Linked DNA regions of Homo sapiens: region 2 is linked to region 1. A link is an interaction called in ENCODE POLR2A ChIA-PET data of the cell type or tissue named here. Cell type or tissue: endothelial cell of umbilical vein. All regions are shown on one strand. Each heading gives the region's core, and the rest is flanking DNA. Links, peaks and the distances in the headings are about the cores only. Region 1 has its middle 70 kb from the start of MAPKAPK5-AS1. Region 2 overlaps HECTD4 (HECT domain E3 ubiquitin protein ligase 4).

The links. ChIA-PET counts read pairs that join two places held together with the same protein. Peaks named below come from ENCODE experiments on the same cell type or tissue, not always from the same donor. Only the 100,000 strongest peaks of a DNase experiment are listed, where the experiment ranks them.
Region 2: POLR2A ChIA-PET joins it to region 1 with 5 read pairs; 2 of 35 experiments call an interaction of 5 or more read pairs at or near these places.

The regions. Positions count from the first base shown.
Region 1 is chr12:111,911,481-111,914,393 of GRCh38, reverse strand. No RefSeq gene overlaps it. Among named protein-coding and RNA genes, the nearest start is that of MAPKAPK5-AS1, 70 kb to the right of the region's middle. In endothelial cell of umbilical vein, for the core only: no CTCF peak of the experiment used is centred there; no DNase peak of the experiment used is centred there.
Region 2 is chr12:112,302,121-112,305,033 of GRCh38, reverse strand. All of the region lies in intron 7 of HECTD4 (HECT domain E3 ubiquitin protein ligase 4), which reads left to right. It also overlaps the pseudogene RPL7AP60. Among named protein-coding and RNA genes, the nearest start is that of HECTD4, 79 kb to the left of the region's middle. RefSeq lists enhancers at 1,416-1,675, 1,836-1,885. In endothelial cell of umbilical vein, for the core only: no CTCF peak of the experiment used is centred there; a DNase peak (open chromatin) is centred at 1,733; H3K27ac peaks cover 1,792 bases.

The sequences.
Region 1 (2,913 bases), core at 258-2,757:
CGTGGTGGTGCACATCTGTAATCCCAGCTATTTGGGAGGCTGAGGCAGGAGAATCCCTTGAACCTGGGAGGCAGAGGTTGCAATGAGCTGAGATCTTGTCATTGCACTCCATCCAGCCTAGGCGACAGAGCAAGACTCCATCTCAAAAAAAAAAAAAAAAAATGGAGATTCTCCTGCCTCAGCCTCCTGAGTAGCTGGGACCACAGGTGCATGCCACCACAAACTGTTAAGTTTAAATTTTTTTTTAGAGACAGAGTATCACTATGTTGCCCAGGCTGGTCTGGAACTCCTGGCTTCAAGCAGTTCTCCCACCTTGACCTATCAAAATGCTGGGATTACAGGCGTGAGCGATTGTGCCCAGCTCAGCTCATTCCTTTTTTATTGCTGAATAGTGGTCCATTATATGGATATACTACATTTTAGTTAATGATAGACATTTGGATTGTTTTCATTTAATGTATAAGTAACATGCTATAAATACTCATGTACAAGTTTTTGTATGGATATGTTTTTGTATTTCTTGGGTATATTATGCATATATGAGTGGAAGTGCTAGGTCATAGGATAACTCTGCATTTATTTAGCATTTTAAGAAACTACCAAGCTTTGATTCAAAGTGGCTGCACCATTTTACATTCACACCAGCAGTGCATGTGGGTTCTAATTTCTCTACATCCAGAATCTGTGTTTTTTATCTTTAACCATTTAGTTCCTAGCATATAAATATTTCTTAAAAGTAAATGTTTAAATTTAAAGAATGAAGTCAATAGGAAAATAAACAAATGAACTGAGGTCAGATTAGTTTGTTGGGTCTTTTTTTTTTTTTTTTTTTTTTTTTGAGACAGGGTCACACTCTGTAACCCAGGCTGGAGTGCAGTGGCACCATCACAGCTCACTATAGCCTTGACTTGGCCTGGGCTCACTGATTCTCCCACCTCAGCTTCCCGAGTAGCTGAGACTACAGGCGCAAGCCACCATGCCTGGGTAATTTTTATATTTTTATATTTTTATATTATATTTTACCATGTTATCGAAGCTGAGCTTGAACTCCTGGATTCAAGCGATCTGCCCCTCAGCCTCCCAAAATACTGGGATTACAGGGGTGTGCCACCACGCCTAGCCTGAAGCCCAGATTTGTATCATTTGCCTGTTTCTGTGGTATAAATACTCCCACCACCATGACATAACAAGATAAGGTGGTGGAGTATACATATATATAGGGGAGAGTTATGGAAGATTTTCTCCCCGTGGCAGAGTAATTATCTGGAGCCATATTACATATACAATGGGGAAGTGATAAAAGACCTCACAGTTTTTTAAAGCTTTATGTCTAAAAGCAGGGTGAAAACATTTTACAGTTGTTCAACATTTTGCATTCTCATTAGTAGAGGAAGACTGCCTTTTTTCTTTTTTGAAAAAATACTTCAGTGATACTTTTGTGCCCCTTTCCCACAGCTTGCCCACAAAAAATGACAAAATTCAAGAATGAAGTTTGGGGGAATAAGAGGCTAAACTGTTTTCAAATTAGTGTAACACTTTGCCTTCATTGTGGGCAGAATTGCACCTATCTGAATTTATGATGGTGTGATCTGGGTTTTCAGTAAATTACTTAAAAAAAAAATTTTCCCTCTCACTGAGCCCAGAGAATGAAATGGAGTATGACCCCAGGTTAGGAGGAATTTCCATCAGACATTCCTAAAAGGACAAGAAAAGATGTCAGGTTGGGGCCAAGGAGAGAGATCACCAATCCAAGTCCCCCAGGGAGGGGCTTGGCCCCTGGGCTCCAGGAACACACATATCTGTAACATCCAAATGTATTTTCTTTCCCATATCGTCATTCCCTTTGTTTAACTCAAGTCTAGATAAAACTAGAGCCTGAACTTGGCGGTGCTTTGGGTAAGTAAAAGAAGGACCTGGTTCTCCACTGGCCTGAGGCAGCACAGAGAAGACAAAAGCGGTCCAGAGAAGGCAGATAAAGGATGGCAAGAAGTCACCAGTCAACACCAGAGTCTCTTGGGGCAGCACCTGGCTGGGTCACAAGTGACTACCAATGACAACACGTAAACATTCCTCATAATTCCCCAACACACTGGGGAGAGGAACCAGGAGAAAGGCTATACTTCCTAGAGGCACAAACACACCATGCAGAACAGACTATTCTCACTCATGCTTAAGGGAACTCTGACTCTTGAACCCAGACATTTAAGATCCCAAGTTCCATGTACCTGCTCATTCATTCCTGCCTCCATTAAAACTCATCCTTCCCTGCCACAGTCTATCCTAAAGGGGTTCAGCCTTATTTGGCTGGAGTTTGGGGTTTATGAACATTCAAAATTTACTTAATGAGCTTTATAAAATTAACAATATTGTATCTGAACAAGATTTTGGATTGTGCAGTGGCTATGGACTGGCAAAAAGCATCCTACCTGGCTGGGCACAGTGGCTAATGCTTGTAACCCCAGCACTTTGGGAGGCCAAGGTGGAAGAATCACCTGAGGCCAGGAGTTCAAGACTAGTCTGGGTAACAGAGACCTCCATCTCTAAAAATAAAAATAAAAATACTTAGCACAAGAGGCTGAAGTAGGAGGGTTGCTTGAGCCCAGGAATTTCAGGGCTATGATTGTGCCATTGCACTCCAGCCTGGGCAGTAGAATGAGACCTCATCTCTCTTTTTTAAGAAAATTTTCTCCAAAGCAGTTTATTAATTTTTTTAATTCTAATTTTTGTGGGTACATAGTAGGTATATATATTTATGGGGTACATAAGATGGTTTTATACAGGCGTGTAATGCATAATAATCTCATTATGGAGAACGGGGTATCTGTCCCCTCAAGCATTTATCCTTAGTGTTATAAACAATCCAGTTATACTCGTTTAGTTATTTTAAAATGTACAATTAAATTATTACTGACT
Region 2 (2,913 bases), core at 304-2,803, 390 kb before region 1:
ATTGCCCCAAGCCAGGTCTGTGACAAAACCTTTTTTCATGAGGTAATTTACAGTCTCCTTCTGGGAAGAAATTAGCATTCCTGTAAAAAAACAAAAACAAAAACACCGAAGCAATTTTCTAATAAATTTTAACAGGATTAAAACATGTTCTGGGAAGCCAGTCATCCAACCCAGCAGCAGACTATCCATCAGGAGTCTCGTAACCTTTAACTGTGCAGGTTATTTTTCTATTGAATCTCACAGTGTCCTCTAACCATTATCTTACAAAATGTCCCTGCCAGAGTGAATCTTTGAATTGGTCTGCTACAGATTGAACATGTGTTCATAATTGTCAGAAAAGCTTTTTTTTTTTTTTAATTGGTTTTTAAAGAGACTTACCAGCTGTTTAAGGAATTTTCATTTAGGTCTTGGCTGAGCACAGTGGCTCATGCCTGTAATCCCAGTGCTTGGAAGGCTGAGATGGGAGGATCTCTTGAGCCCAGGAGTTTTAAAAAGGGAGCTGGAACTTAAAGTGGCAGTGTTTGTCTGAGATGACGGTGCTCCTGCTCTGTCAGAGACTAGCCTGGGCAACATAGCGAGACCCCGTCTCTGCAAAAAAATACAAAAATTAGCTGGGTGTTGTGGCATGTGCCTGTAGTCCCAGCAACTAAGGAGGCTGAGCAGTAGGATCACTTCAGCCTGGAAGGTCGACCAGAAGGTTGATTGGGGTGACAGTGAGCCCTGATTGTACCAGTGTGCTCCAGCCTGAGTGACAGAGACAGACCCTGTCTCAAAAAAAAAAAAAAAAAAAAAAAATTAGGTCTTTAGCCTAAGAATAATGGGAACATTGAAGAATTCCCTGATTCTCTGATATGCTTTTTTTTAATTAAAAGAAAAAATTGTATCAAAAAAATCCACACACTTTTTTCTTTTTGGATACAGGCTCATAATGAAAAACAGGAGACCCTTGCCCCACTCCTCCAATCCCAGCATGCTCCTCAGGCAATCACATTCTTCTGGTGGTGACCTTCATATCCCTAAGTAAAACGCTTATATTGCTATTTCTTGATTTATGAACGCCAGATATAAACAAAGTTGATTTTTCTTTCTTTTTTGCTGTGATAGATGAGAGTTTGTCTCAATTCTCCCTCTTTTCTTTTTTTCCTTCCTTTTTTTTTTCTTTTTTTTTTTTATTTTGAGAGAGAAAGAGAGGGTCTTGCTCTGTTACCCAGGCTGGAATGCAGTGGCACAGTCATGGCTCATTGTGGCCTCAACCTCCTGGGCTCAGGTGATCCTCCCACCTCAGCCTCCCAAGTAGCTGGGACTTAGGCGTGCATGACCACACCCAGCTAATTTTTGTGTTTTTTTGTAGAGACAGGGTTTCACCATGTTGCTTGGGCTGGCTTCGAACTCCTGAGCTCAAGTGATCAGCATGCCTCAGCCTCCCAAAGTGCTAGGATAACAGGCCTGAGCCACCACACCTGGCCTCCCTCTTTCTTTTCTGATTCCGCCTAGCATATTGATTTCCTTTGTTTTAGTTTTTCTTTTAGTTATCTTTGTAATTTACAGTTAAACCTTTATTTCTTCTTTATGAACTCTAGGCAGTATCTCTTATCCCCCTACTTTTAGAAGATAAGATGGAGAGTGTAGTATCCTTTCTCATACTTCCGTGTGGAGAAAGCCAAGTATACGTTTAGGGGAATACCCAGAGGAAGAGAGATGACTCACCCCACCAGCCTTAGAGCATGTTAGCAACTGGGACATCAGATGTGGTACACAGCCATTGTGAGACAAGGTGGTAGACCGTGAGTTTACATAAGGGCCTGCAGGCCCCCTTCCTGTTCACACATTTGCATTCAGATGCTGGCTGTCCAGGCCCAAGACTTAGTTATTTTCTGAAGAAACTGAATGACCCTGGAAAAAAGACCTCTCATACTGATGTTGGGGTCATCTAGGAAAAAGACTTGCCTCCCTGGTGAATCACCCACAAGTGATGTCTTCCAGCAAGCAAGACTCAACCCTGTCCACAGAATTCCTGATTAGTGCTGAACTGTTAAAAAAAAAAAAAAAAAAAAAGAGCAGACAAAATAAAAACCCAAACAAACAAAATTCCAAACTTTGGAGAGGTATGTGTATGGAGGGGAGGCAAATGGGTTAAAAAAATAGTGCTAATGATTGAAGCCAGGGGTTCAGCACATAGGAAGCTCATTGTTCTATTCTTTTTTCTTTTGTGTGTGTTGAAAATTTTCCCTAATAAAAAGTTTTAAAATTAAACAAAAAGAGCAGACTACCAAGGATCATTAGAAAAGTGAGGAAAGCTTCTAATATGAAGATTAAAAATGAGAAAAAGTTAAAAAACAGCTAACTGGCCTCCCACTGCCCAAGACGCTGAAAGGAAAGAAGGCCAAGGGGAAGAAGGTGGCCCCGGCCCCTGCTGTTGTGAAGAAGCAGGAGGCCAAGAAAGTGGTGAATTCCCTGTTTGAGAAAAGGCGTAAGAATTTTGGTATTGGACAGGACATCCAGCCCAAAAGAGAACTCACCTACTTTGTGAAATGGCCCGCTATGTCAGGTTGCAGCAGCAGAGAGCCATCCTCTATAAGCAGCTGAAAGTGCCTCCTGCTATTAACCAGTTCACCCAGGCCCTGAACTGCCAAACAGTTACTCAACTGCTTAAGCTGGCCCACAAATACAGACCAGAGACAAAGCAAGAGAAGAAGCAGAGGCTGTTGGCCCAGGCTGAGAAGAAAGCTGCTGGCAAAGGGGGCGTCCCCACTAAGAGACCACCTGCCCTTCGAGCAGGAGTTAACACCATCACCACCTTGGTGGAGAACAAGAAAGCTCAGCTGGTGGTGATTGCACACGATGTGGATTCCATCGAGCTGGTTGTCTTCTTGCCTGCCCTGTGTTGTAAAATGGGAGTCCCTTACTGCATTA